Regions from separate parts of the Homo sapiens genome. Here region 2 is linked to region 1. The links are chromatin loops, found by intact Hi-C in ENCODE. Cell type or tissue: PC-3. All regions are shown on one strand. Links, peaks and the distances in the headings refer to the core of each region. The heading gives the core; the rest is flanking DNA. Region 1 holds the start of FRMD4A-AS3 (FRMD4A antisense RNA 3). Region 2 overlaps FRMD4A (FERM domain containing 4A).

Region 1 (15,787 bases), core at 4,766-12,765:
CAAACTACAACTTCCAGAAAACAACGTATGAGGAAGTATGAAGTGGGGGTATGTATTTGTGTGTGTGTGTGTGTGTGTGTGTGTGTGTGTGTCGGTAGGGGGAGTGGGATGAGGATAGAGAATGGTGGTAGCTCAGTGCCTGCAGTATATCCTTTGGACGTGAAATATAATAGCAGCACATAGAAGGGAACAAATATTCAGAAACACTCCATTGATTCAGAGTTGCAGAAAGCTGGGCACCTGAGGAGGAGATCCACCTTAGTATGTAGAGCTGCACCAGGAGTTGGCCAGAAGCTATTTACTGTCACCTGCTGCCAAACCAAAGTCACGTACTTCCTCTGACAACTTCCTCTTGGTGGGGGGTGTGGGGGGTGGTCCCTGTTGTCCACACAGGGAAGGGGTGGGTATGGATCTGTTTCCTCAGTTCAGTGCCATAAGATCAGGAACCTGGCTGATTGTAGCTTAGGTAGGCATTTAATATTTGTTGAAGAAACAAGCAAATGCTTTGAATCTGGATAGAGAGAATGAGTAGGGAAGATAAAGAGTGTGAAGTTGTATGTGTGTGTGTGTATGTGTGCATGCGCTGGAAGTGGGATGAGAACTGTGTAAAGTGTACACAGAAGAACAAGAAAAGGGAACACACAGCATCCAAAGAATTCAGACCTGGAGCCTACGCCTGTGTGCCGCACTCTGAATTCATGGCGAAAAGCCTCCCAAAGGACTAAGAAGGTCAAAGCAGATTGAAAAGAGATGCAGGATCGACAATGGCAATAAAAGTCATGAAGCTTTATGTAGCAAATAACCTAGCATAAAAATCTGCAAAGCAAAACGTATCAAAAAAAAGAAAGAGAAATTGAGGGGAAAATGATCGTTATTGTTATGAGAGACTTAAATGGACTTCTTTCCGTTCCGACTAATGGAATAGACAAAACCCAGTAATAATGTCGAAAAATGTTAACTATCATGAGGTATTATCAGTAGACGCACATTTAACCTTCTATCCTTCAAGAAACAAACTCTTTCATGAGAGCTCATACACAAACTTGCAATGGAATAAGTCAAATAGAAAATATTAATATGTCTCGGCTAGGTGCAGTGGCTCACGCCTGTAATCCCAGCACTTTGGGAGGCCGAGGTGGGTGGATCATGAGGTCAGGAATTCGAGACCAGCCTGGCCAACATGGTGAAACCCCGTCTCTAATAAAAATACAAAAATTAGCTGGGCGTGGTGGCGGGTGCCTGTAATCCAAGCTACTCGGGAGGCTGAGGCAGGAGAATCGCTTGAACCCAGGAGGTAGGGGCTGCAGTGAGCCGAGACCATGCCATTGCACTCCAGCCTGGGCGACAGAGAGAGAGACTCCCTCTCAAAAAAAAATTAGTATGTCTCATTGATATTAATGACAAGTATTTAGACAATAACAACCAGTATAGAGGGGAACAGGAAAGATTTATTATAACAACACTTAAAGGAAAAGAAAGCTAAACATAGAACAATCGGTCAGCTTTATTTATGACAGCAGAACTAGGAAATAGCATCAATATATCAGGTCCCTTGCCCACTGCCTTATTAATAACACTGTCATGAGGCCGGGCGCAGTGGCTCACACTTGTAATCCCAGCACTTTGGGAGGCCGAGGCGGGCGGATCACGAGGTCAGGAGTTCAAGACCAGCCTGGCCAATATGGTGAAACTCCATCTCTACTAAAAATACAAAACTTAGCTGGGCGTGGTGGTGCATGCCCGTAGTCCCAGCTACTCGGGAGGCTGAGGCAGAAGAATTCCTTGAACCTGGGAGGTGGAGGTTGCAGTGAGCAGAGATTGTGCAACTGCACTCCAGCCTGGGTAACAGAGCGAGACTCCGTCTCAAAACAAAAACAAAAAACAAACAAAAAACCAAAAACACTGTCATGAACACACACCCAAATGTATATACACAAACAGAGTCATTTCAGTAGCATTAGTAGCAGTAGAAGTACCAGGGCTATTTCTAGGCATCAAAAATAACTAGCATAGTAAGACAACTAGCACTGGATAAGTCTTCCTCCACTCCAAATAGCTTCTCCATCAAAATGCCATTCTATCTGAAATTCCACCAGTAGAAGTGTATTTTATTAAATTAATCAATGTGCTTTCTGGGATCATCTTTCAAAGTATAAATATTTCGGAGAGCAGTAACATCTTCAAACACTAACATCTTAGCAGGAATTATGGATTATGCTATGAAGTCAATCTTTTCCAGGCTCAGAGCCAGGCTGGGGGCGCAGGGGTTGGGGCAGAGGCTCAGCTGGTATCAGTAGGTAGGAAGAGGCACCATCTCTCTGACAGCTTCTCTGGGTTGTGATTGTATCACATATCTGAACAGAGTGTTTAGGAGAGTGAAATGGTTATGCCTAAGAACTGCTAATACATATCAGATCCCCAATATATATTTGCTTTCCTGTGAATTGCATATTTTATAATCTAAGTGTGAAGTAGAAAGATTCTAGTTCAATAAAGCTTTGATTACTTTTAAGCTAGTAAATATTTATACTGCTGTATTTTGTTCATTACGTTTGAATTTAAACCTAACTTTGGACTGTATTAAGTAGTTGTACTTGGAGTTCTTAGCCTTGGTATCTGAAAAAGGTTATGGGGATTGGGAGGAAACTTCTCCTTTCCTCAGTGAAATTAATTAAATTCTACAGAAACAAACTTTACATTTGACATCACTTACATATGTGTGAGTTCAAAGTTCCCACACATATGTCATCATAGAGTGCTGTGTAGAAGCCAAACTCAAGATATTCACATATTAAGACACTTACTATATTAGGTTTAATTGGAGTAGTTTCCTGTTTGTTTGTTTTTTTCCACTTAGGCTAAGTGAGATGAAGGAAGAAAGCTGTCTTATTTAGTGAGTTCATTCTCTCTCTCTCTTTCTCCCTCCCTCCCTCCCTCTCCCTCTCTTTCTCTCTCCCTCCCTCCCTCTCCCTCTCTTTCTCTCTCTTAAATACGTCTCGAATGTTTTGTGGGTATATTCTTCACTCATGTTCAATGCATCATTTTTGTTTTCTGTCCTCAGTGGCTCTCTTGTTTCCAACACCTCCATCCCCACCCCCAATACCAGCTTCTGCCCCCAGGGTAGGAAGAGGGTAGATTTGGTGATTCACTTTTTAGGGAAATATCATTGGCCTTCTGTGTTATATTCTCAGGATGTTAAGTAGTTTGGCTAAGTCAGTGTTGGACTTGTGACTTGGGTCATGTGAATTTTATTTCTTGGTCTGCCACTAATTCATATGGTGATAGACTATGTTATTGAACTGCCATACCTCAATATACACAGCTATAAAAAATGACAGTAGCCATGGCACGTTTCAATCAAATGACCATCTCTGTCAACACAATGGGTCCTACGCAGCATAGGTGCTTGCCTTAGAGATGGACTCCTTGGATTTCTTCATGGAAGCTTGTGTACATATGCATATTTGGGGGTCAGGGAGAGGGCTCATAAGTTTGATAAGAGTTCACTGTGACCTGTGTGCCTTGGGGCCTCAAAAATAGCTGTTCCCAAACACTGCTCTGGGGAGCCATGAAGAATTTTTCATTGATCTATGACAGCATGCAGAAAATACTGTAAGAACAATTTAAGGGGATTTCCACAAAGCTAAATTTAGTAAGCTTTAAAGACTACACTTTATTTAAAATATATATTTTCTGATTTTTCTGCTGGTTAATTTACTATTATATGATTTACTATTTACTTAATAATATGATTTACTATTATATGATACTGTTAATGTAGGTTAGTTCTCCCTGCCCCTGCCCCAGTGGCTTCCCTTAGCAAAATCTAAAAGTTAGTTTCAAAAAGCTTTTTAATATTTGCACGGCCCATGGAACTAAATATTTGGGAATTACAGCTTTTATAGAGAATTCTCCTGGCCCTTTATTTGCCTTTCTAACTTTTGCTGTCTGTCTTTGGCTATTTCAAGAATAATATTAAGGAAGTATTATTAAGCTGCCTCTGGGGCCAATCTGTTCAACACAAATCAATTGCCATATGCCTTAAAGAACAAGTAGATCTTCACCAGGATGTTCTTGGTGGGACAGCTTATACAGCACATTGCTGCATGTAGACTTTCTCTTCCCTCAAATCACACATTTACCAGAGCTGCTCAGTGTCTGTCTCTCTGTCCCCACACTGTCATATTGCCCCTGCATTCTCCACCTCTCTCTGAGTGCTATGACATGCCCATCCCTTGGAAGCCTCCTCATTTGGGACTCTCCACCCTGCAGGGACCCCTGTGAGGTGTAATCCAGCACCTCCTCTATCCACACTTACTGCTCTCAGCAGTCTTCCTAGAATTTTGGGAGATAAACTCTCACAAATTGTAATGTAATTTACAGCTCAGATAAGTGACACTCCAAAATGACAACCTCAACTACAATCCGCATCCTTCATCTTCATTTGTCTCCCTCCCCTCCCCAATATCTTTTGGCTATCAATATTTTATTATCGGTTTAGAAAGTCAGCCCATTGGAAAATAATTGAATGGAGGTAAAATGACCAAGGAAGGTAAGCATTGAAGAGATGGGGTATTAGAAGAGCTGGCAGAAGAAGGGACATGATGATGGAATGAGCACCTTCTGCTTTGGGTTTCAGAGACACTGGAACCCTCATTCACCTTAGGGCTCTGAAGCTTCTTTGGTCTGTTATCTATGTTGTAGTACTATTATTTGTTATATTATATTCTTTGTTATAACCACAATAGATGTTTATTTAACATCTTTCTATTAAGTGCTGGTTGTGTGCTAGACATCATGCTAGGCACTGGGATTATGACAGTGAAAAAATGCAGACATGTCACTGCAAACACTGTTCATACTGACCCTGAATCATCAGGACTGGGGAGAAAGGTATATTTAAAGATCCCTGACTTGTTTTTGACAGATTCAATGCTAAAGGAAGTTTCCATAGCCTGTTAAAAGAAGATTCAAAGATTTCAGGACACAATTGATGCATCCAATCAAAGGGAACAGATGGATTGCAAGACAAAATTCATGCCAGTGAATCTTCAGTAAGTATTCTCTGGAAAAAGGCTTAGACAGAGATCGCTGATGTACCAAGGCAAACGCCCCTTACCAGGGAAAGAACCCGGATCCCTGGACACGAGTCCTTCTTACTTTCTTGATTTGCCTTTCTGATGCCTATGTGGCTGTTCCATGCATGAAGACTTTTAGATCTCAGTTTCTCAGAAGCCAGTAAAGAGTAAATAAGATTCCAAGGCTAACTAAGTCCCCTCTGAAACTACATGCCACATTCAGAAACGACATTAATTCTCTAAGAGACCAAGATTAAATCAGGCTGGCATCTTGGATCTGCTGGGGAGGAAGTCTGTTTAATGCAATTGACCTCTAAACAGAGTTCATATTAACAGTGACCACTGTGTACATCCTGCTTTTTTAGCTGAAAGATAAACCGTATGCCCATGTTATAGAGAAGCATGAGAAAACATTGGTTTAGGATGAATTACATTTAAAAATTGAAATGGAAAGATCTTCTTTGTAAATGACTCAGTAATTTTCCATCATCCGAAAACATTTTATATAAAGAAACAATTTAGGAAGAAAAAAAGACCTACTTTAGATTAGAAAATATTTTTAAATTAGGAGATAAAGAGGTGGAGATGGGACGGAAAAAGAAGTTAACATACAAATTATTACTGTCCTTAAACTCAGTTTTTAGGAGGTAAGTGGACTGGGCTTGGGTGTTCTTGGTGGCTTAGGATATGGGTGCTGATGGGGCAGAGAGGACCAGGTATGTGTGCAGAAAGATACGCACTTAGTGGGATCTTCTCCAAGTAAGTGTTGAATGTAGAAGAATTAGACTTGATGAGAACACTGGGTGAGGGTGGACTCTTAGGTGGATCCTTGGATGAAGTAGGAGCCTGCAGCTGAAAGGGTGAAAGAAGGAGGTGGTAGGAAGGGTTTCCTTCCCCGTGTTGCAAGGCTGCTTCTCTTAATTCTGTGACTTTACTACAAAGCACAGAGGACTGTGACCAACATTTAATAAGCCTTCAATAAATGTTGATATTGATACCTAAAATTCCACCTATTAGACATTGATTTATGTTAACAACTTCCTTCTTAAAGTAAAAATTCTCTTGGGAAGGCCCAAGTCAATTGACCATTCATTCTTTATGATGAATGTTTAATAAGACTGCTTTCTTCTGGATATCTAGTTGAGATCAGCTGAACAACGAGAGTTTTATGGCTAAATGGATATGAAGACACGAGGCAATTTAGGGTCACGGAGATGCTCGGCTGAGTTCAGGCACAAATGGGGCCTTGAGAAGTCAGAAGTTCTTACTTCTCTAGATAATATCCTCAAAAAGCCAAGTGAAGATATTAAGAAGAAAAAGCCAAAAATAACAACCGTGGCTATACCATTTTGGGAACAGAGTTGGATTCACATATCCTCCGTCCTTCTACTTTATAAACATTATTTGGAAAATTAAAAGTCGAAAATATTATAAGATTAAAATTCTGTGAGTTGGAGTCAACTTGTCTTCTAAAGCCTAACGCTTTCTGAGCCTCAGTTAAGTTACCACAAGAAGCAAGCCACCAAATTTGCCATCCAGAACTGTGATGCATGCTCTCATTTCCAGCAAGATGTAAAGCAGGGTTTTCATAACTGTTGAAGCTGCATCACAACCATCTCCACAAAGGACCATTTATCAGTTATTTTGGGAAAGGGGAGGGTTTTTTTAGAAGAGAAGAAACCACGCTAATAAGCTTTTTGTCTGCAATCATTTCCCACTGAGATTCCATATCAGTACATCTCCATTTGCTACATATTTAGCTTTAAAGGAAAATGAGGTGAGATGGAGATATTTGAGTCATAAAAGCAATAAAACGTGCTTCCGGAAAATAGCTTTCCTTTCAGTCCCCAGACCTGCACTTCCCAGATATAAAGTTTGTTTCTTTAACAAAAGTCTTGGTCAAGTATAGCCAGGCATACTGATTATCAGAGAAATATATACATATGTTTATAATTCATATGAAAGGAAAGAGAGAAAGAGCCAAAAAGAAGGGATAAAAAAATAATAGCTTTAGAAATAGAGAAAAGAAACAAAAACAAGACATACACTACGAGAACCCCTTGTAACCTGCACCCTTACCAGCTGTCCAGGAAACCCAGGGTACCTCCATCTCTCAGCTCAGAGGTTGGTGACAGGTGGTGTCTTTTATTCATATGCCCTCCCTGGGGCTCTTAATAATTGGTGTATTTCTTGTAGTCCCTTTAGTAGGCTGGGGGCAGTAGTGGGAGTGAGGGCGAGTTGGATGCTGGCTTGTTAATGGAGCTGAAGGGAGGGCTACAAGGTGACAGATGGGATGAAGCTGGAAGCTTCTTTGGTGGGAAGGGAGGGTGTTCTAGGTCATGAAGAATTAGATCCATTGAGTTGCTGCAAGAAATGTCCCATTCCTTGAGTTCCTAGGTGATTGACTTAATCTGCCCATCAGTCTTTGTGTGGTTGGTTTTGTGGTTGTGTGGATAAATCTAGACACCAAGGACCCTGGATATACCCTCCCAAAGCAAAATAACACTGGGGGCTGGGGTCACTTATTACTTGGCTGGTGTCCATGATGGGAAAGATCTCAGGGATGATGGCTGATGTTGTTGGCATTGTCTTTGCTTGTCCAAGGGCTGCTGTAGAAGAAGCGAACGGAGTGAGGGGAAGTCCAGGGGTATGAATGTGTCGTGTTCATGGGTTTTTCACCACCACCGGGATCCTGTTGTGACCTACCCACTGGTCAAGATGAAATCCCTAATAACTTAGGTGTTAAAAGACTGGAGGTTGCCCTGTATAAATTGGGTCACCAAAAGTTCCTTTTAAATTTTGCATAGGGCGGTGGCTCATGTCTGTAATCCCAGCACTTTGGAAGGCTGAGGTGGGAGGATCACTTGAGGGCAGGAGTTCAAGACTAGACTGGGCAACATAGTGAAACTCTGGTTCTACTAAAATACAAAATTTAGCCAGGCATGGTGGTGTGTGCCTGTAATCCCAGCTACTCGGGAGGCTGAGGCAGGAGAATTGCTTGAAACCTGGAGGCAGAGGCTGAACAGAGCTGAGATCGTGCCCCTGCACTCCAGCCTGGATGACAGAGCAAGATAGTCTCAAAAAAAATTTTTTTTGTTTCATATGTAGTACCATAGCACCAAGAAAGTGCTTAGGTGGTAAGTACAAAGGTGGCCAAGGTGAGTTCTGACAGTACAGAATGGGGTTTCCATGGAGACGGCAAATAATGAAGCAGTGGATGGGGGAGGGGGATGTATGCTCCAAGGTTGTGCCCACTCGGCACGACCCAGGTTCCATGCTACAGGCCTCTACTTGTCCAGACCTGAGGGTCAGATTCAGATGGTGCAAATGTTTAAGACCTGGGTCTTCAACGAGATGAATTATCAGCTATTTCATAGCTGCAGTGTTGGATATGCCGAGACGATAAAAGCAACAGCAATCAGAATCAACAGTTGAAACGACATGGCAGACGCTGTGAATGCTATGAACTGCTGTGCTGAGCAGCAGGATTCCTGTGTCCTGGCGCAATGCCCATGGGGATTCATGCTTTCAGAGGGTCACGCCTCAGGAACACGTAGAAGGGCAAGCATTTCATCTGGCAGGGCACTGATTTAATCTGCACGCATGTTTGGCTGTAAAACTAGCTCCTCCCCCTTACCATTTTTGAGTCGCTGCCGGACTCAAATTCCACAGATTCTGGAAGGTGTCCAGGAACTCGTTGATTTGTCAAACTTATGGCTACACACAGCTGGAATGGAGACGGACTCCACTGAGGAGACTCATACAGGACAGGAGGGAATTTTAAGAGGATAACCCTGGTAAGCCATGGTGGATTGGGTGATGGGAGGCTGTGTAAGAAAAGCTCTCTGACCTTGACTTCCAGGAATTTACTCTTAGATGGTTTAATCTAGATACTACCAGAGCTTGTAATACAGAAAATCCTGCAGGTAGGGAGAAGAGATTACCCAGAATTAGTTGACAGTCTATGTTTCATAGAGTAGAATCAAAGAAAGATGTCCTTATGAATTAAAAAAGCAAGCAAACTATGGTAACTTGAACCAGTTTCCAGTGCTAACGTAGCACTGCCAAGAAAAGACACTGTAAGGTCACCACTGGTCACTAGATACAGCTTGTTTTAAGTTACAATCACATTTACATAAAAACAATAAATGGTCTACATCACCTTGAAAAATGGTTTTTCCTTCCAGTTGTAAGCACTTTATGTCCTGGTGAAATGCTGCTCATCTGATTATTTTACTATATTGAGAAGAGGAAAGGGGAGGACATATTATTTTCTTAACACCTAATGGATCCAGACACATGTTAAATGCTTGACCTCCACAACCATGTTTAACTGTTAGAACAACATGATGTGTGTGTGGTTTATTATTTCTATTTTCCAAATCAGGAGACCAAGGTCTATAGAGATTACGTAGCCTTCCTGGGCACTAGGAACAGGGACAGAACTGGAACCTGTGCCTATCTCTTTCTGTCGTTGCTCCTTCCAACATATCATGTTGCTTCTCAAAACCAACAGTGAAAAAGTATTCTTTAGCCTAACCTGAGCTGAAATGGCTTAGATATGAAAGCGTAAAGTTTCACTGGCTGTGCATGATGCAAATTTCTTAAATATAGGCAAATATAAGCATGTGTGGGTATAATTTCTGTATTATGTGTATACCTTTATATCCATATGCTGTATAGTATGTGTGTATACATATAGTGTGTGTGTATATTTTATATTTATACACACACATATGTATATGCACACACACACACATATATATAAACCATTAATCTAGGAATCAACAAACCACATCTGATGATATTTCTGCATTGTCATAAAGCCGGAGAGAGAAGCTTCCCCCAGTTACAGGAAGAGATTGTGTGATTGTGTCTGTGCTTGCTTTTTCCTAATGTCTGCATGTTGGACAGAACTTGGCCTAACTCTCATGTTCATGGTAATGTAGCATCTATTTTGAACCACAGGAGGATGGAACATTGACCAGAAGAACCTGACCTTAGTTGATGGCAACTCTGTTTTATTTCCGCTGCTCACCTGGGCCTCTGAATAACCGGGTTTCATTACTACAAGGCTGGCTCACTATGCACCCCTTCACCTGTTCATTTGCCCAGTGTGTGTCTAACCCAGCCATCCACAGCTATGTCATGAAGACCTGTGCATGGATCCCCACCTGCCTTTCCCATGTTACCTGCGAGCTTACCAAAGACTTGGGATTTTTCCAGCATGGTGAAAGATGAAAATGTGCTTGGGTTTACTTTGTCATTTCCAGGGCTGGGTTAAAGCCATCATGTAATGAAGCCAGATCCACATTAAAATGTGGATCATGGCCAGGTGTAGTGGCTCATGCATGTAATCCCAGCACTTTGGGGGGCCGAGGCAGGTGGATCATGAGGTCAGGAGATCGAGACCATCCTGGCTAACACAGTGAGACCCTGTCTCTACTAAAAATACAAAAAATTAGCTGGGTGTGGTGGTGGGAGCCTGTAGTCCCAGCTACTCGGGAGGCTGAGGCAGGAGAACCGCGTGAACCCGGGAGGCAGAGCTTGCAGTGAGCTGAGATCACGCCACTGCACTCCAGCCTGGGCGACAGAGCGAGACTCCGTCTCAAAAAAAAAAAAATGTGGATCATTGTTAGATGCATTACTATGAACTTTGGGGTGGGGGAAAGGGTCAACGTGGAAAAACATCCAGGCATTTCCCTTTTTCTACACTTGTCTGTATCTCTCCCCAATAATTCATTACTTGATTACTTTCCTCATTCATTCATTCCACAGATATTCCCTGGCCATTGAAATCAACTACTTGTGTCAGAATACAAAGCTACATGAGATGTGGTCCTTGTCCTCAATAAGCACACAAGTCAGGGAGTTGGAGGGGAGATTATGAGTAAGGAAGAGATACAGAGGTGAAGAGGGGAGGTGTCCAAGCTGGAGGGTTCTCAAGGGAGAGGGAAGAGTCTGGAGGCTTACAGAGAAGATAGCTCTTGGGGGTTTTGCCCTTTGAGCCTCTCACAGAGGTCCTGGGCCAAGGAGGACTTTGCGTTTTCCATCAGGGTCAGCCTGGTGTCACCCAAACACCTAGAGGAGTGAGGAGACACCAGAAATCCCAGATTGTGTGACAGCACCTGGGTAGGCACTGCAAGGGACTAAAGATGCTACTTGCAACCAAGGATGATCCCCAAGACAAAAAATATGCATTATAAGAATTATATTTTGGTCCTCAAACTTCTGGTTCTATAAATGCTGTTCTCACTGTCTGGGAAGTAAGATTTGGACTTGGCCAGTGGAAATTCAGTTTCTTCATTTGTCACTCGATGCCTGTGAAAACTTTGCCAAAAGCCTGACTTCTTGGAGCTTTGGTTTTCTCATCTATCAAGTGAGAATACTAATAATCATAACAATAATGCCTACCTCACTGATCTCTTAGGGTTGTTATGAGACTTAAAGTGTGCTGTGCAAAGTCTGAAACTGTGCCATAACTCTTTACGGTCATTATTATTAGTATTGGCAAAAATGTCCATTTCTGCACCCCCTTCCATTTGAGTGGTGAGCGTTTTCCTTGCCCTGCTATTAAGAGGTCACTCGTGTCAATGCTGAGAGGCCCATGGAAGCCTGACAGCTTGATGTTGCATCTGTGAGAAGTGATTCATTGGAGCAATCTCCCCTTAAGTTCTGATGAATGCATTAAGTTTTAGAAGGAAATCTGTTTGAATTGTGGCTTGATGTCTAATGCTTGGAGGATTATATAATTGAATTGTAGATGCTAAATTGCATCTTCTGAAATACTGAGAAATAGTCCCATTCTCATATAGGCTTAACATCCATCTAGAATATTCCAATTGCTTGTTACTAGGAGATATGTGTGTTACATGGCAAGCATGTGCTCATGTGGACTCACCCACCTGTGAGGATGGCATAGGTGAGGAAAGAAGAAGATGAGAAAGGTTTTATAAGGTAAACTCAATTGTGAAAACTATTACATGATGGTGGACAATTTCAGCTTCAATTCACCTGATGATGACCCTGGCTTCAATAATTAATGACCCTGTTATTAGATTTCTGAGGCAGACAGCATCTCATTGCAAGGGACCACTTTGATGAATGAATAATCGTAATAAATACAAACCACTGGCCAGAGGGTCAACTTCTACTGTCTGCTTAGCTGGAACATGAATGAACCCAGCCATGATTGCAACATTCTCATGGCCATTCTTTTGGAATTCCAAGTAGGAGAAGAACCTGGAGGGTCATTAAGCTGTGTCCTTTGTCTTCAGGCAAGATTATCTCCAAACCAACCAAATGGGGTAGAACCCACATTGACACTCTCCTGGCAACAGGCTCAAGGCTATTGGGAAATCTTCCGACTTGTGTCAAATCTAACATTTGTCTTTCATTTAGTTGAGACCAATCTACATAAATCCAGGTTAAAGGGAAGCTTCTTCCCGCCCTCCAGAAGACACAGGCAGTGGCTCAGGTGACCTGCCAGCATGGAACCTGTCTCTCTCAACAGTAAGTTACTGAGCACCTACTACGTGTGAGATGCTCTCCTGGATGTGTTTCATTTTATAGTATTTGACATCTGTTTTCTCATGTGAGCCTCACAACAATTTTATGTGTTTAGGTCATGGTGGGGGGTATGACCATTATAGGATGGATGAAAAAAACGAAGCTTGAAGAAGTTATGTGAATCTCCTGAAGTCCAGAAATGGCAAAGTTCAAACTCAGGTCTCCTGGCTCCAAGCCCATGTGTTTCCCCTTCTACTATGTCAACCTCTCCCTGCCCTGGGCTGCCTTGTGGCACCGTCCCTTTCTGTGGAGACTGGTACATCTGCCTTAGTGTCTTCCGGCTGTGTGATGCTTGTGTTAAGGCTCCATATTCTGGAGGTGTCCTGCGAATTCTCCACTGGAAAAGGGAAACAGGACTAACCCTAGGTCTTGAAGGGTTTCCCTCAGAGCTTGAGATAGTCAGAGGAAAGGACTGAGTGTCCAGGGTTTGGCCATCTCTAAGTGCTCTTTTGCTTTTGAAACAGAAATAGACCTTGCATCTGTTGGGCCCATAGTACTAGCTCCTGCTGTAGGTGCTTTTGTGGGCACTGCATGTTAAATCCTCACATCAACCTCATGAGGTGCTGCTGTTACCTCCAGTTGTGGATGGGGAAGGTGAGCTGTGGGGAGTTTACATACGGAGGTGGAAAATGGCCAAACTGGGATTTGAACCCCTGCCAGGGATCTGCTCTTAGCCTCTTTACCATGTTAAGGAGCCTGGGCTCCAGCACCCTCTCCTCCTGTCTGCTGCCCTTGGTCCATAGAAGGAAAAGCCCAGACCTCCTGGTGTCCTGGGCACTCAGAGATAACCAAAGCCTGGAAACTCAGCCTTTCCATCTCAAAAGTGAAAGAAAAGTCAATCAAACAAAAATGACCGAAGTGTTTTCTAATATTTTCATTAATTAAAATTATGGTTCCTGATTTCATCTTTTTGACATCCAACACCAATGTACTAATAATCAAGCCCCTGGAATAATGGTGTTTAATAAAAAGGGTGAAACCTGCAATGCTTTTAGGCAACACATTTACCATGGCTAGAGAGTAGTGGGATGTGTTGGTGTGATTCTGTGTGTCCCTTGGTACGTCAAACACCCACGACACTTAGTAAGACTGTGTGACAACAGCGCTGAGCAGTTTAAGTGCTTGTAATCCGCTGCCTGGGACCAGGCTGAGACTCAGAACTGGGTGTTCTTGCTTTTTCACATTTGCTGCTGATTATGCTGAGGAATTAGATGGGAAGGTGGGCCAGGGATGGGGCAGATAGACATATTGAATGTGTACCCAGAAACACAGTGAGGGTCTGTGGTCAAGGATGTGGAGTTTCTATCCACTTGGCAAGGGGTGGGGAGGGTGAGTCTATACAATGAAATCACTCCCTGTGTCCATTGCGCCCAACACCAAGCATAACATGAGCAGCTGCAGTTAGGAGGAAAAGGCCAAAACCTCCCCTTGGACCTCCTGCCTGGACCTCCCTGCTTTAAGCAGGAATTGAATGTAAAATGCTGTCTGGGCCAGCCCTGCCTGGGTCTGCAAAAGGAGAGGTGCCTGCAGCAATGGCTAGTGGGCCAGCCCCTGGCAGCACATGAAGCCACAAAGATGCCCCAGCTACTGGGCTTGTCACCCACAAAGGCCCCCACTCTAGCCTGCCCCCTACCCTGCAGCTGGAGTGTCTCTGGAGAAGTATTTCCAAACAGCCCATTCCCTGCCCCTCTTCATTTTTGTGTTATGTGCCACCTGAAGGTCTTTATGATGTTCTATATCCCCGCTTCTTCTCCCATGTTGTTTTGCCTCCTATGACATTGGAACTGGCTCCTGAACAAGGGGTTAATGTAGGAAGGGAGCCCCCACCTGCCATAATGAGAACCCCCCCAGCACCTCAGACTCTTTCTCATCCAATTCATGGGGAGGAATGATTTGACAAGCAGGACAAGTTCTATCCTCAGGCCATGTGAGTGCTCCAGCCAAGATGATTGAGCCTCTTCTGGGGTGGGACTGTTTGCCAGTGGTTTGCTGCATCAGATGGCCTTTTGGATCCTGGACACAGCTACAATCACAGAAGCGATCTTGGAAGCCACTAAGCCAGCCCTACCATTTTGCAGATGAGGAAACTGAAGACTGCGAGGGAGGATATTCAGCTTGAATTTAGGGTCAGCAAAAGGATGCATTGAGGAAAGAGCCCAAGGTGATCAGTGTCCAGTTGGCATCTCTATACCTCATGGTGCTGTCTTCCTGCCCCATTGCCAGGCTTGGATTGTCAAAATAAGGAACTGATCTCCAGGAGATAAATTCGTCAAGTAGAAGACAGGCTTCAAGAAAAGAAAGGCACTCTGTTTTGCAGTGGGGAGCACTCTGCTGGGGGCCTATGTGGCTCAGACGTTGATGGAACCGTCATCTCTGTAAGTGGAGACAGTAAGCACTGTCCTAACTAAATCACAGCTCTTTACTGCTTTTATATAAAGATTACTCAGGTTGTAATAATAGCCCATAAATTAGTAAGTACCATTAAGTTTATGGGCTTCTCCTAGTCAGAGTCCTTTCTAGCTATCAATTTGGTAGAGTTTAATAAACTCTCCATGACTTATAAAACCACGGTAGTCAAGTTTTGGTCTGTACTGAGTGGCGTTTCTGATACTGACTTCCTTCTCTACTTGCGTGAAATGAAGGCAAAAGGACCCATAACAACACAATTAGACCACAAGACAGGTGTCAGCTTATCACATTAGACAGCTGCATTAAAGCCAATGTACCTCCTTCAGGGTCTGGGTGCCTGCAACCACTGGGGGTCTTGCAAGCATCTAGCAGGATAGGAGAACAGCTCAGATGGAAGAACAGACAACAAACCCACTGCCCACTGAGATTCTGTGAAGGAGAACTCCTGTGCAGTGGCAGAATTGAGTGGGAACCATGTCTGCCCCAGCAAGGAACTTAACTTCTCATCTAAAAATCACACCAGTCCTGCATACCTCATAGGAGCAATTGAAGATAAAAATAAGTCAAGGTTCAGTACAAGCTCAATCTCATGGAAAATATGAAAGTGCCATCATCCAATAATCATAATAATCCAGAGCTATGATATACAAAATGTCTTTTATCATGCAAAGCTCTGTGCCAAGCACTAGACATTCATTCTTGTTTTGATCCCTGCTGCCCTCCTAGCAGGC
Region 2 (15,787 bases), core at 3,049-11,048, 65 kb before region 1:
GAGGATTATGACTGAAGCAAACCAGTGGTTTCAATGCAGTGTGATTTGTGCTATTGTAAAGGGATCCTAGAGTACTACGGGAGCCAGCAGGGAGAGCATTTACTCAGACTTGGGGAAGGGATGGGGTGCCTGGAAGAGCTTCCTGTGGAATTGGCTTTAGGCTGAAAGAAGTAAAGGGGGTGGAGGGAGGAGGCAGAAATTGCCAGGAAGATGAAAACACACGCAAAGTTCCTGGGGCAAGAGCAAGCTCCGTAGTTTGGAGGAACAGCAAACATGTCCACGCATGGTTGGAATATAACATTCCCAGGGTAAAGCATGGGAAGAGGTGAGGCTGGAGGGCTGTGATTAGGAAAGGCCTTGTGATTTGTCCTTATCCTGAGGCAGGGAGCCACTTAAGGGTTTCAGTAGACGAGTGACACAATCACCCCTCGGTTTTAGAAAGAGCACAGTGGCTGCAGCACAGAGCGTGAATTGAGGGGAGCAAGACTGGCCACGGCGAGAAGGCAACACGCAGGCAAGAGATGGTGGCGGGCTGCACCACGGAATAGAGGAGCAGGACGGGGAGAGACGTTTCAGAGCTGGAATGGACAGTGCCTTGTGGCTGTGAGAAGGAGACGATGGAAAGAGAGGAGGCAGGAAGACGCCAGGGTCTAGTTTGGGTTTTAGGAAGCTGGGGGTGTTGGAGGAGAAGCAGGATTATTAGGAGAGATGACGAAGTTCATCGTGGACATGCTGGATTTGAGGTGTTGAGATGTTCAAGAGAACAGTGATGTCCAGTCCAGCTTGGGGGTCTGTGGGTGTGGATATTAGAGATGATAAGTCAACGGGGCAGACGAGCAATCCAGTAAATGCAGGAAATTATGCTCCCACTTCAACAGGTGATCTTACAGCTGGAAAATCAGTGGGTGAAAACGGAGATACAGCAACTCTGTAAGTATTTGCACGACTGGGTCAGAGCCCTCATAGGCGGGCATCTCAGGGTGTGAAGAAATATACATTTCTCAGCTTCCTGGAGCCCAAACTACAGCAGCAGAGAATACAGACAGAAGCCTAGCAGATTTCACCTCCACTTAAAACCACAAACTAAGACAACATGGGGTGGGCCACATAAAAGGTTCACTCACTCATTCTTAGGCTTTGCATCTATAAAGGTAATCTCCAACATAAAACCATTTCCTCGTATTGCAAAGTTATAGCAGTTTAATAAAAACTTCCTCCCTGCCCCAAGGCAAACGCCCAGGAAAAAATTTCCACATTTTCTCTTTCCTTAACTCATTTATATGTTTTGTTCTTACATTTATTAGAATTTTCCATGAAGTTCATTTTTACTTTACTTCTGGAATAAAAACCATCTGGCTTTAGAAGGAAGAGACCATACAGAAGGATGTGGGCTTGAGTAAGTTGAGTTACTTGGGATTCACGTGTAGTCAGTTAGAAAAATTTTGTTTTCCACGTGTCTTACATAAAATTGGGAGTCCCAGAAAAGTTATCACCACGACACAATATACTGCTTGTCTTGGCTTTAGCAAGCGAATAGCCCTAAAGGATCTCCCCAGGAGACAGGGAGGTGTGTCTAAATATAAAAAATTGTCATCTGTTTATTAAAAATACAAGACTGGGTGCGGTGGCTCACGCCTATAATCTCAGCACTTTGGGAGGCCAAGGCAGGTGGATCACCTGAGGTCAGGAGTTCGAGACCAGCCTGGCCAACATGGTGAAACCCCGTCTCTACTAAAAATATAAAATTATCCAAGTGTGGTGGCGCACGCCTGTAATACCAGTTGCTCTGGAGGCTGAGGCAGGAGAATCACTTGAACCCAGGAGGTGGAGGTTGCAGTGAGCCAAGATCGTGCCACTGAACTCCAGCCCGGGCAACACAGCGAGACTCTGTCTCAAGAAAAAAACAAACAGAAAAAAAAAGATACAAGCCAAATGTTCTTATACACAAAGACAGGCAATCTTAAAAATGATGCCTATCATTATGGACTACATTTTATATGATTGCCAGGTATTGTGTTACGTCCTTGCATACATTTTTGGTGATCCTTTACAAGCACTGCAAAGGGGTGGGCAGTGTGGATGAATAAACCGAAGCTGAGAAAGTTTGAGTCACTCTATCAAGGCCATATGACTCGTAAATATTCAATAGTTAAAGAGTAAATAGTAAAACTCGTAAATAGCAAATAGACAAGCCTCACTCTTGTCACCCCACCCTGCTGCTTTCTGTAGCACCTAAATTGTCTTTGTTACTTATTTTGTAGCTTAATTCTAGCCTGTATTATACTGACTTCTAATTGTTTTATTTATATAAACTTTACAGGCCTAATCTCTCCTCCCATACCAAACGTGGCATTTTATATTTCTTTCTTTCTTTCTTTCTTTCTTTTTTTTTTGAGACCTGAGTCTTTCTCTGTCACCAGGCTCGAGTGCAGTGGCTCCATCTTGGCTCACAGCAACCTCCACCTCCCAGGTTCAAGCGATTCCCCTGCCACAGCCTCCTGAGTAGCTGGGATTATAAGCGCATACCACCACGCCTGGCTAATTTTTTTGTATTTTAGTACAGACAGGGTTTCACCATGTTGGCCAGGATGGTCTCCATCTCCTGACCTCGTGATCCGACCAGCTCGGTCTCCCAAAGTGCTGGGATTACAGGTGTGAGCCATCACACCCAGTCCATTTTATATTTCCTTTATGTTTTCCACCCTCCCTAGCACAGTGACGGGCTCTTGGCAGTCTGAAGAAGCATGAACCAGAACTAAGCCTGGTCTCTCAGGATTTGGTGGATGTCTAAGTTGCAGGGTTAAGAAGTTGCAGTTCCTTCTTTCAACTCAACCTCTAGCAGTTGGATACAGAAGCAATTGTCGAACCTGGGCACCTAAGGGGACAGGACTGTCAGTGTCCTGGAAATCATGTTCTTCTCTTTGGTTTTCACCACCTCTTAATGGCATATCTTCTATATTTCCTTTAATGCGAACACAGGTAACGAGTTGGTTATAACCCTTTTCTCAGGGCCAGGCTGCCATGCCATCGCTCCTCCAGAGAGCAAACACGAAACATGATCCTATGGCAAGAACATACAATGCCAGGTCCCTGGATTTAGGTCCTGCTCTGTCATTGACTGTATATTCCCATAAAGAAGATTAAAACTCTCCACGCCTTGGTTTCCCTGTTTATACAGGACAAGGGTAGTAACCCCTGGGCTCTGTGCCTTGTTAGTGACTCGCAATGGTAAAGCAGGGGAATGAACTGAAAGCCTTACAGAAATGTAAGGTCTTCCGCGTCATTAGATGCTGTGAGACAATGGAAACCAACTCAAATGCCTGGCGCCCTTAGAGCCGCTGATGGAACTGAACAAACTGCTATTGCTTTACACTCCCAATGGAAGGGTGCTGGCTCTCAGTGTTTGCCCTTACCTCTCCTCCTCTTCTATAAACACAGGACTCCATTCTGAAAATTGTCACAGAATTGTCAATTCCTCTGACCCACAGTGTTAGATGTCCAGTGGAATTGACAGGACATCATACATTTCAATTAGTTCCACTCTCCATTGCTCTGGAGGGTGAGGTGCTACCTCACCTTCACGGGGAAGACCCAATGTTCCAAGGATGTGCAGCGCGGGAGGGCCCCAAACCATTCAGACCATACTCATGTTAAGGCCCATGTAACGGTGGGGTGTGCTCAAGGGCAGAAAATAGCCCTGTGTGCTTTGAAGGCAAGTGTGTGCAAACATACCCAATAACAGACATGTTTTGTGTATGATACTATATTCCCATATTGTCAATTTTTCTTAAATTAGTAAACAATGACTAACAGAAGTGGTAACTGCCTATATTTGAATTTATGCAAACATACATGATTTATTAAACACTTTATCTGGAGAACATAATGGTATAAATGGAGGTTTCCAGGCGACTGGATTTGTGTGTGTGTGTGTGCGCGTCTATAAAGGAAGACTATGTGCTCAATGTGGCCATTCACACAGCCCTAAGGCACACAATTCACACTTCCATGTTAGCATTTGTGAATAAATATCTTAATAATAGAACACGTGATAAAAATTTTGTTACCATACAGACCAAAGAGTTTTCACTAACACCTAACATCACACTCAATAGCAGCCTGATCAATGTGTAAATTTTGCTGTCACTGATGGCCTAAGATCTAAGCTATTGGAATAACATGAAATACACAGTAAGCATTTAATACATATTAGTTGATGATCTTGACATTCAGAACAAGAAATAAGTCTCAAAATAAAGACCGACACACAACCAGAATAGAAAGCAACGTTTTTTTCATTATTCAAATGGCAGAAAAAATGTAACTCATCAAAACTCAGGAAATCAACCCGACCTAAGTATTTAGTTAGCCCCTCACATTTTTAAACCTTTAGTTTTTTTTTTTAAATAAAACATCGCTGAGTAGTAAGTTATACCAACCAGAAAAAGTCACTTGAATTCAGTTCTGATCTTCTTTATAAGATGCTGCGGATAGCTGATCTAACAAGAGAGCTTCATGTGATGCTATTTGCTTTATTAGGTCTTGGACTACACCTTAACTGAAGACGTCTATGTAGGTGACGAAAACTCATGGAAGGACTTGCCACAATTCAAACATGGGCTTTTGGGGTTTCTGAGACCAACAGAACCACCATATACTTTGTGGGTGTAGGGATTCTCCCTGCATGTTGAGCCTGTCACCCTAATGACAACCAGCTTTGCATTAACTAGAGTCAGCCCCAAAAATGCATCTGTTACTCCAGAGAAGGACAAATCCTTATTATTACTTTATAGGATTTTCTCTACTAGGGGCTTCCATAAAGTAAACATGCTTTCAGGAAATTAACAGAGTAATTTTAAGCCAAAATCCATAGCATTAAAAACAAATAAACCCCAAATGATAGCAATGTATTTGGGGGGAAAAAAGCATGTAATCAACTGCCTGCATAATTTAAACTACCAAAGCTTTGAAGCTCCTTAACATCACCATCACCTCCCTTTTAGACACTGTCACCCAGTAGAAGAAATTCACAGCCCTGCTGCTCTAATGAGTATGTTTCAGTAAACACAGAAGAAATCATTTTCACAGCCCCCATGCATTTCTCAGCAAGCACTCAAATCTTTCAAACCCATTCCAGGGGGAAGTTTCCATCCCAATCTTTTCCCTCATATTTCATCTCTAAGAGCACCCCTCCCCCATCTGAGATCCACAAGTTACAAAAATTACTGTTTCAGGTTTCTCATCATTATCTGTTAAAAAACTAAAATTACAGATGAGATAGTATTCTACAGTCCCAGGAACTCCAACTGTTCAGGAAACGTGAGTAACAGAAGTAACGCGGTATACAATGAAAACAAACATCTTCCTGTCTTTGGAGCAACTGAGAAGCAAACAACCCGCCACGTAGCTTACCCTTTCAACGCTGCGCCTTCTCAGAGATCCATAAGGAATTTTCAGTAAAAGTCTTTGGGATCTATTCGGAGCCACTGCAGCCTGAACCACCATGGTGTACAGCTGTGTGTGTGTGTGTGTGTGTGTGTGTGTGTGTGTGTGTGTGTGTGTGTTCCCAGCAAAGGGAGAGAAGGAGCCTCCCTCAAAAATAAGTTATGGTCTCCTGGAGGGTTCCCAAATATCAAATAACTGAAAGAGTTTTTCTTTCGACCATCTGAGTCAAGATGTGGTTTGTCAGGAGGAGGGGGGATGGGAAGAAAGAAAACCAGCCCAAGTTCTGCAACTTCAGCGCCCACGAAGCAGCATCTCTAGCTTTCTTCCATCTGTCCCTCTGCACAGCTGGCTCAGCGAGACTGCCGTGTCCCGCTTGTGGGCAAGTGACGCGTCTGGGGAGAGTGATCCAGAAATGTCAACTTTGCTTCTCGTGGCTGCAGATGGTAATCAGGTCAGTTGTCTAATCAAAGCTCTATCAGACGTATTATTCATTCCATCACGTGACTCCCAAGCCCCTCGGCCGTACAGTAGGTCACATGCTCACCTTAAAAAGACTATTTGGAATATCACCATCTGGAGTGGAGATTAATGCAGAATCCTACACTCTGATTTCACTCCCTTCTGAACGGAGGAACAATATCTGAAGACCACAGACAGAACACATCAGGGACCTCTTTGAAATCATAAATTCTATCTATAAAACTGAGCATCAGACATGCGTATCTGTTTACCCTTCCTGCTTTCTAACGCATAAAAATAAACGCACGGGTATTACTCACTGTATATGTGAATACAGTCCACAGAGAGAAAGTATGAGGGAAAGAAGAAGAAACTGTTGCAATCACATGGTTCAGATGAATCAAATCAAATCGAACAGGCTTGTGTTTGGCACCTTCTCATTTAAATGTTTGTGTTATAGAACATTTATTTTTACGTGTGCCAGTAAACAAGAAGAAATTATGTTTCGTTTTACACGGCTGTGTCGAAGCAGATTCATCCATCACGTCTGTCAATTATTTTCTGATCATATTGTGTAATTTCAGATCACACAGCCTTCTTTGATGGATGGCATAAATGGTCTCAAACGTTAACTTTTCTGTAATATTTTCCCCTACCTTCCCCATCTCTACTCCTCCTGAAATCGGCTTATTTCCATAGCAGAAAAAATTACTACAAAGAAAATCAAGTAAGGTGCTTCCAGGATATGGGGTATGTTTGGGTTTTTTTTTTCTTTTTCTTTTTAAAGCATTTCTACATACACTGCTTCTGTCTGTTCTGAGTTTTATGAAAGGGATGGCCATTTCCTTTGTAATCATCCCGTGGTTTTTGGTATTAGCCTTGATACCACTCATACGCTCTGGGCACCAGCTTTGAGACACTGTCTGCAGACCAGTGTGCTTACTTCATTGAAAATGACGGAAATGAAGGTTCTGTTTATTCAAACACACCTAATAGGAAATGGGGGTGGGGTGCGAAGGAAAGAAGCAGAGTTTTGTACTATGAGAAAATGAATCAGAAGAAAGAGGCGAAGGGTGCCACGGCGGCGGCAGCAGCGCACGGGCTGGAAACCTGGGTTCAGCCCTCCAGCGCAGACACACATCACGAGTCAGTTAAAGAAAGCATCAGGTTGATGTGGGAAATTCCAAATATACAACAATTGGGCTTTGTTCGTAATTGGTTCCATGTGTGCAGTAGGAGAGTCAGTGAGAGGGTGAGAGAGACGGGGAGACGGAAACCTCTTAACCACGGCTCACACGGCGTCTTTGGTGAGGTGGTTTAGGTTTACATCTCTTTTTTCTCTCTTTCTTGCTTCTTGCCTGCACTGCCTGGTTTCAGAGCATTGGCGGGGGGTGGGAAAAAATCTGGAACGATACCCGATGATTGAGCCAAAGCAAGAGAAACTCATTTCTTTGTAAAACTGCACTTGACGTTGTAACGGTTTTGAACAAAGGATAGGCACACTTTCAGAACACTTTATCTGTTGAGAGTCACGGCATGTCATTCTTCCAGCTCAGTTTTGGGGTCGGTGGGGGGGACAATGATGAGATGGACTGAGAAGCCACTGTCCTCTTCTCTGACCCAGGCCAGGGCAAAGCCCCGGGGAGCTGAATTTATTTACATTTGACTAAATGCAACTTCCTGTTTCCCAGGGGTATTAATGAGTGTTTCACTGTGGAGCTTAGGCTTATGGCATAGTTCAGATCATAAGGGACATTTTGATGAACTAAGTGCAAATAAAACAAAAACACATGCATTTGATTAAGGTTAAAATACATATAGAAGAGAATGTTAATGGTAACAAAAATAACCCTGGGCCAGACTCCCACACATCTGAGTCTCACACATTCCACATCCTTCCCTTGGGAGGCGGGGAGAAGGATCACTTTTCATATTAGCACAAAAGCCTCCTCCCAGATAATGGAGCCCTCCCCAGTCCCCGCGGAGTAGGTGACCCCCTCCTTGGAGTGATTTCAAGGCTCTCAAAGGTTGCTGGTCCAAAAATATCTTTCTGATTGTCTTGCCATGGGTGTCGGAGACTTACATATTCAAAATTAATTGTCGAGTTTAGGTCTTTTTTTTTTTTTTTTTTTTTTTTAAATAGAGACAGGGTCTCACTATATTGCTCAGGGTGGTCTTGAACTCCTGGGCTCAAGCAATCTCCTCGCTTCGGCCCCCCAAAGTGCTAGGATTACAGGCATGAGCCACCATGCCTGGCCAAGTATTTCTTTCCATTGTTAGAATACAAATATGTTTCCCCGGAAGGGATATGCATTCATACTCTCACAGTTATGACCACTTTAGGAGAAGCAAGGGGAATGAATGTTCACTGAGCACCTACCCATTGGCAGGCCATGTGCTGTGAGGTTATCAAAGGCTACTTCCATGGAGGAAATGCGTTTCATTATCCCTGTTTCAGTGGTGAAGAAACTGGTGCTCAGAGGGGCTTAGTAAGTTGGCCAAGGCAGCACAGCTAGAAATGTCAGAGCTAGGATGAAAACCAAAGTCAACTGGTGTGATTTCAGGGCCCAGCTTGCCTGTCCTACAGGACTTTATCAGATTACAGCAGTTTGGAAATCCCAAAGGAAGATACATCCATTGAACCCAACAGGAAAATGGAAAACTCTGTCTTTGAAAAGAAGAGAATGTCAATATAGGAAATTGTTAGATTGAGCAATTTTAGAGTTTCTGGAGCTGCTGCTTTGATGTCACCAGGAGTTGGGCACAGGGGACGGAGGGGCTAAGAACCACAAAGGGGGAGGCAGGGAGGCTGGCCTAAGGGGTCAAGGGAGGAGCCGAGTTATTAGAGCCAGGGGCCAGGTCACCTAGTGGAGTCTAGAACCTTGGAGACCCATCCAGTGGGAGACTCAGCCGCTGCTGAAGCCTTCATCCATGGTCAAGGGGAGGTGAGGAGAAATGCCTGGCCCTTCTTTCCATCTGCCTTCCAATCTCCTGGCAGCATCTTCCAGCCAGTTGAAAGGGAACTGTGGAAATAGCCATATAGGCAGGGCAGGGAAAGGGAGAGCCATAGATCTGAGTATATGTGGCTCTGGGCCAGCCCTGAGGGACCGAGACATTGGACCAAAGGAATGGGAAATGGTGAATTAAGGGTGAACTGAAAAGAACAGCAAGAGAAGGCGGGACACGGTGGCTCATGCCTGTAATCCCAGCACTTTGGGACTCAGAGGTAGGTGGATCACCTGAGGTCAGGAGTTCAAGACCAGCCTGGCCAACATAGTGAAACCCCGTCTCTACTAAGAACACAAACATTAGCTGGGCATGGTGGTGGGCACCTGTCATCCCAGCTACTTGGGAGGCTGAGGCAGGAGGATGGCTTGAACCTGGGAGGTGGAGGTTGTAGCGAGCTGAGATTGCACCACTGCACTCCAGCCTGGGAGGCAGACAGCATGAGACTCTGTCTCAAAGGAAAAAAAAAAAAAAAGAACAGCAAGAGGAAAACCTATGGAACAATATTACATAGAAAGAGCAGGTTGTTGTCAGGATAGTGGATGACACGGTACCCTCAGCATCCAGGAATGGCCTAATGGCTGCTGGATGTGGGGTGGGAGTTGAGGGGGGAAAGATGCCTCAGGGATGGGGGGCAGTCAACAAACTGTGTGCAGGAGAGGGAGATGTAGAAGACACTCTTCAGTTCTAGACTCTCCGAAGCTGCTGCTTTTGATGCCTCAGGGAGCAGCACACTTAAGGCTGGCAAAGCCTTTTGTTTGTTTGCTTTGAACATTTCCTTCCAGTCTCAATGAAAATGTTTGCATTAAAACCCTGGAAGGAAAATGCATAGGAATCCATTGAGCCAGGTTTCAGGAAAGTCAATGGTCTTGACATGCCACAGCAAGATGTATCAAAGCAAATGGGTGTTCTTGGTCACGAACAGCAGGGTGTGAAAGGGGTGGCGGGAATGGGGGGAATGTTCCATTGGAGAGAGAACATTTTGCAGTGTTGGTGATAATGGAGGCAGCAGCAGGAGGGGGAAGAGTCTGCCGAGCCAACGTGTATGCACGGTCACAGGAGCAGACTCATAGATGAAGCCAGTGCCCGCGCGGATGCATGCTGAAAAGCCACGTGAAGGGTAAATGATCTCCTGATGGAATCCTGGGTGCTGGCACGGACATGCAGCCTGGTCATTGCAGCCCAGGGTGATCCTGATGAGCCGGCCTCAACTATTTGTCCAATCTTTTGCCCAGTGCCTGAAATTACCACTAGTGAGGCTGGCCTGTCTGTCCCCTGGAAGTCCACTCACATGTGCATCTGACCTCAGAACTGCCACTTGCTGGCACTAAATAAACTCATTTTCATTGCTTTATTTTGTTCATTTGGCAGAATACTGAAAGGACAGGCCACAGGACAGACAGGTTTCAGCTGGGGACGTGACTGAGGTCACACTGTATAATAGATGCTGTCGTGACACTCCCAGGGCAGAAGGCAGGCTGAGGCCACCATGAGCCCCAGCAGAAGGGGCAAAGGATGGTGAGCTGGAGAAAGAGATGGGAAGGTGACCTAAGGGGCCTTTCTGATTTTGTTCCTTATCATTCTTTCCTTTGCAAAAAAGGCGAAATACCACTTACATGAAGGAAACAGAAACAATCCAAGGCTGACATTGTAAATATCTGTCCTAACCTCCATCTTGAGCCATACTTCCTTGTAACATCTTGCAGGGTATTAAAAGCGGGCTCTTTCTCAGTGTCGTTTGAGGGCTCCAGGCAATAGATGGCAACTATTCCCACCCTCTCCCACACGCCACTCAAGGAGTTAGGCCTCTAAGCAGGACATGCACAAGGGGTGTCTGAGAAGCAGGTTTGAAATCCCTCAATGACCTCACCTCCAGGCTGTAGGAGGAGGGAGAGGGAAACAAAAGAGGGGTGTGGGGCTCAGGGAAAGAGAGGTGCCTGAAATGGCTTATTGGAAGAGAGACATCTCTTGGACCAGGGAATTGCAGAGATAAATCCCCAGAGATCCCCAGCAAAAAACCCACAAGGCACCCTGCAAGGACAAGAGGTGGGCTTAAACACCCATTAGTCCCAGAGAAAACCATGGCCAGCCCAGCCAGGCAGGGTGACTCATGCCTGTAATCCCAGCACTTTGGGAGGCTGAGGCAGGTGGATCCCCTGAGGTCGGGAGTTCAAGACGAGCCTGACCAACATGGAGAAACCCCGTCTCTACCAAAAATACAAAATTAGCCAGGTGTGGTGGTGCATCCCTGTAATCCCAGTTACTCGGGAGGCTGAGGCAGGAGAATCACTTGAGCCTGGGAGGCGGAGGTTGCAGTGAGCCGAGATTGTGCCATTGCACTCCAGCCTGGGCAACAAGAGAGAAACTCCATTTCAAAACAAAAACAAACAAACAAAAAACCCAAAGTCCAAGGCCAGCCCATGACAGCTCAGGCATGAAAGCTCCCTGCTAGGCCCTGGCCTCTGGTCCACTTCAGCCCTGGACGGGTGAAGACAGCGCAGTGAGTATCGGGGAGGTGGGTGGGGATGCAGGGGAAGGATTTGGAGGTGGAGACACACACCCATGGTTCCCACTGCAGCCATCACCCGAACCTGCCCCCAGCTGGGGGATGGGAGAAACCGTCGCTTTGATGGAAGTTGGTGTTGTAATTATTGTCATGTGAAGAAGAGAAGAGGAGCAATAGGATGAAATTGAACCAAAACACACGCAAGAAGAAAACATATTCTTCCTAATACCCTGACTCGATTATTACACATTCTATGCATGTAACAAAATATCACACGCCCCCCATTAATATGTACGTGTATTATATATCAATACAAAAATGAAAAATAGCTGAATCTTCAAAAAGTACATTCTTAAAAGACTTGGAAAATTCCTAGAGCAGGAGGGGGGAGTTTGGAAGGGAAACCCTGTGTTTCTTCAACATTCCATCTCCATCCCATTACCTCCCCACCCAGCTATAGCCTAGGTAATTCATGTCACGTCTCATTAGAGGAAGCTGGGACTGAGGTTAGACAAACAGAAAGGCTGCCTACATCCATAATTTTCTGTTTGAAAACTGGCTGGAATTTAGGCCAAACATGAAACCCAATATCCGTAAGAACAGGACCAAGACATCAAGCAACACTCCTATCACCAGACCTCACATGCCCAGGGGCTGCGAGATTATCTCCAGCTCACCAGTGTGGGAAAGCTTTCTCTTGGTTTTACCTACGGTTTGCTCTGACACAGTGCGCTGTTTGCAGTATCTGTCTTTGGACAGACTTTTCCTCCTCCTGTGCCATTTGGAAGACTCTAGGCAGAATTGTAGCTAGCTAGGGTGGGCAGATACATTTTTCCCTCCCTCCCTCCCTTCCTTCCTTTCCTTACTTCTTCCTTTCTTCTTCCTTCTTTCCTTCCTTCCTTCCCTCCCTCCCTTCCTTTCATCCTTTCTTATCTCCTTCCTTCCTCCCTCCCTCCCTTCCTTCCTTCCTCCCTCCCTTCCTTTCTTCCTTCCTTTTCTTCTGTCCTTCCTTCTCTCTCTCTCTTTCCCTCCCTCCCACCCTTCCTTTCATCCTTTCTTCTCTTCCCTTTCTCCTTCCTTCCTTCCTTTCTTCTTTCCTTCCTTTTCTTCTGTCCCTCCCTCCCTCCCACCCTTCCTTTAATCTTTTCTTCCCTTCCCTTTCTCCTTCCTTCCCTCCCTCCCTCCCTCCCTTCCTTCCTTTCCTTCCTTTCTTCCTTCCTTCCCTCCCTCCCTTCCTTTCATCCTTTCTTCCCTTCCTCTTCTCTCCTTGCTTCCTCTCTTTCTTCCCTTCCCTTTTCTCCTTCCTTCCTTCCTTTTTCTCTTCCCCTCCCCTCGCCTCCCCTCCTTCCCCTTCCCTTCCTTGACTCTCTCTTCCTTCCCTTGCCTTGCTGGACTGCAGTCTAGGCTTCATTTAATACTTGTCCTCCATGAGCAGACAGGCAAATGAGATAAAGGATGTTTAGACTGAATTGTGCAGTTTGACTCCTGCTTATCCTTGCTGTGGGAGAGGGTGTGGTGTTCTAGGATAAGTGGTCAACTCCTCGCTTCTGCCATGACACTGCCCATGCTCTTCTTGTATTCTGTACCAAGCTCCATGATACTGGCTTCATCCTTGTCTAAATGAATTGTATTATTTTCATTTATTGCTTATGTTACATCATTCATTCAACCATTATTTTATTGAGTGTCTAATAAAATAAGGCAATTCTCTTATACGGCATATTCTATTACAGGCACTATTCTAAAGTTTTAAAATATATAATTTAGTTAGTTCTCATGACACTTTATCAAATAGGTACTCTTATTTTCCCTGGATGAAGACAAAAGGACTGAGGTACAGAGACTGAAGTAACTCACTCAGGGTCACAATGAGAGGCTCCAGTGTCCATTGACCGCCTCCCTCTTCTGTGTCACTACAACGGATCAAGTGCTGAGCCAAGAACTGGGGATGCAAGATAACTTTTGCTTATTGGAAGAGTTTTCTTTTGTTCCTCAAACTCAGCTCCTCTCTGTGATGAGGCGTCTGTGGTGAAGTGAAAGACTGCTGGCCTTAGCCCTGAGTCTGCATGTGAAAATGTCATCACAAGGGGAAGTAGACCTGGCCCTCTTCCAGGGCAGGGAGGAAAACGCAGCCTGTGCTGCATGGGAACTTCACGTGCTAATTGGACATCCCAGAATCTCACTAAATCTTTATCATAGCAAGCATCAATCACTCAATCTTCATCATAGCGAGCATCAGTCATAGAGAATGTCAAGTCTGCTGAACACCTACCCAACAGGATGAAACAATGTTTGTGAAAGTTCTTTGTAAACAAGACGTGTGCACCTTCCCTTTTCTTCCAGTCTCAATTCTGCACACGGTTTTCCTGTTGTCTCATTTGCCACAACAGCCTCCTGCACTTCACCGTCTAGCCATCTGCCTCTTCCTGTCTGTTCTGCTATAAGGTCCACGTTTCATCTGCCTGAATTCCTTAAAGGCCATCCGGCTTAGCCACCTATTTTGAGTGGTAAACAGACTTCTTCTTGAACCTTTGAGAGCTCCCTGTTTAGTAGATTTCATTTGAGTAACTATGAGTACAGAATTAATTCACCCAGGTTAAGACCCCCTATCCCCATCAAATGAAAATCACACATGACAAAGGAAGCTAGACCTTATCCTCTTGCAGGGCAGGGAGGAAAATGCACCATCTGCTGCATGGAAACCTCATGTGAAAATCAGGTGTCCCAGGATCTCACTCGATCTTTCTGGCAAGGATCTAGCCATAGAGAATGTCAAATATGAATGACCCATGTGGAAGATTTGTCGGTATCTGTGTCAGAAGGCCTTGCCTTATGGACATCAAGGACAAGGCCCATCAGCATCCTTGCAGGCTGTTCAGCTCGTCATCCACAGACAGAGATCTTGCTCACAAGCTGCAGATGGATTTTATGCCTCCACACGAAGGTCCTTCACATCTGGTCTTGATATGATTTGTCCCCAAAAGAACTCCACTTGCCCTTCCCAGCATGAGGCCAAATCAGGTCATCAGTGGCTATAGCCTGGCTAAAGGCTATTCTACATGGTAGTAATGGCTTATTGTGTGTGCTATTAGGAGTGATGTCATGCCCAGGGTTTGAGGAATAACGCTCCTGCAAGATGGCCATGTGATTAAACGGGTAATAAGCTGACCTCTGTGAAGCTGGCTGTGTAGATTGGCTTTCAAGATCATTTTGCAAAGCCCGTTTTCATGTGCTGTCAGTCGTGGATGGATTTTGATAACTAGCATTGATTTGCCATGTTTATGAAGTGCAGTTTCACAGGGTAAACTGTGTAATTGCACCTGGAATGGCAATATAAATAACGTCCTTATCTATGGTATTGACTGCCCAGGATTCGCTGAATATATATAGCATACCTCCAAACAGAGCCAATAGCTGTTGACTCAATTTTTACTAGGCTTAGCTCTCAAATTTCAGGTGTCTTAATAAGGATTGGGTGGCGAATGATCAACTTTTACATCTGTTTCTAATTTCCATGCTTCCTTTTCCAGGAGGAGAAATTTAACAAGCAATTTTCTTCAACAGGGGAATAGTTCATCTTGGTTCAAGTAATCCCTCTGGTGCTGCAAAGGACAATGGCTTTCTTTAGGGCCATCAGATTCCTTTCGCTCCTGTGCCCAGGGACATATCACTCCCAGGGTCAACTGTCCATTTGCTCATGGACATCTGGGATGAGTCACGTGGTATATTTTCCCAAAGTGAGGAAGGAAGAAAAGAAAGCATCTTGAATCTGTTAGAAAGACAGTCTCTTTGAAGCCTCATGTCATGGGAATATGGTTTATGTTGAATGTGTTCTAGAGTATACCCAACATCCTGTAAATCAAAACACCAAAGTGCAAGCTGTGACCAGAATGGGTAAAACACCTCCAGTGGACAAATCCTTAGAGGTAGATGAGGATGAGTAGGGGATTCTAACTGCTCTTGCTTGCTGGGGGTACTCCATTCTAAGAATTTTAAACCTCTATGGCACGAATGCAGTTAATAGACTGTTGACATGAAAATTACATGAGATAGCACAGTTCTGTCTGTGAGAACAAGGGTGGTAAGAAATGACATTAAGGCAGCTGGGTGCAGTGGCTCACATCTGTAATCCCAGCACTTTGGAAGGCCGAGGCAGGCAGATCAGAAGGTCAGAAGATCATAGACCATCCTGGCTAACATGGTGAAACCCCGTCTCTACTAAAAATACAAAAAAAAAAAAAAATTAGCCGGGCATGGTGGCAGGCGTCTGTAGTCCCAGCTACTCAGGAGGCTGAGGCAGGAGAATGGTGTGAACCCGGGAGGCAGAGGTTGCAGTGAGCCGAGGTCGTGCCACTGCACTCCAGCCTGGGC

Evidence for each region. Hi-C counts contacts between places; a loop is a spot of excess contacts. Peaks named below come from ENCODE experiments on the same cell type or tissue, not always from the same donor. Only the 100,000 strongest peaks of a DNase experiment are listed, where the experiment ranks them.
Region 2: a loop joins it to region 1, with 6 times the contacts of the local background. A loop is called at or near these places in 3 of 110 quality-filtered maps.

What each region holds. Positions count from the first base shown.
Region 1 is chr10:14,065,952-14,081,738 of GRCh38, forward strand. All of the region lies in intron 2 of FRMD4A (FERM domain containing 4A), which reads right to left. FRMD4A-AS3 (FRMD4A antisense RNA 3) reads left to right here and starts at 8,333. Exons shown (of 3, transcript NR_120638.1): 1 at 8,333-8,875. In PC-3, for the core only: no CTCF peak of the experiment used is centred there; a DNase peak (open chromatin) is centred at 8,690; H3K4me3 peaks cover 544 bases; H3K27ac peaks cover 942 bases.
Region 2 is chr10:14,002,648-14,018,434 of GRCh38, forward strand. All of the region lies in intron 2 of FRMD4A (FERM domain containing 4A), which reads right to left. It overlaps FRMD4A-AS2 (FRMD4A antisense RNA 2), which reads left to right. Exons shown (of 3, transcript NR_199003.1): 2 at 879-930; 3 at 4,540-4,879. Among named protein-coding and RNA genes, the nearest start is that of FRMD4A-AS2, 19 kb to the left of the region's middle. In PC-3, for the core only: no CTCF peak of the experiment used is centred there; no DNase peak of the experiment used is centred there; H3K4me3 peaks cover 2,931 bases; H3K27ac peaks cover 1,884 bases.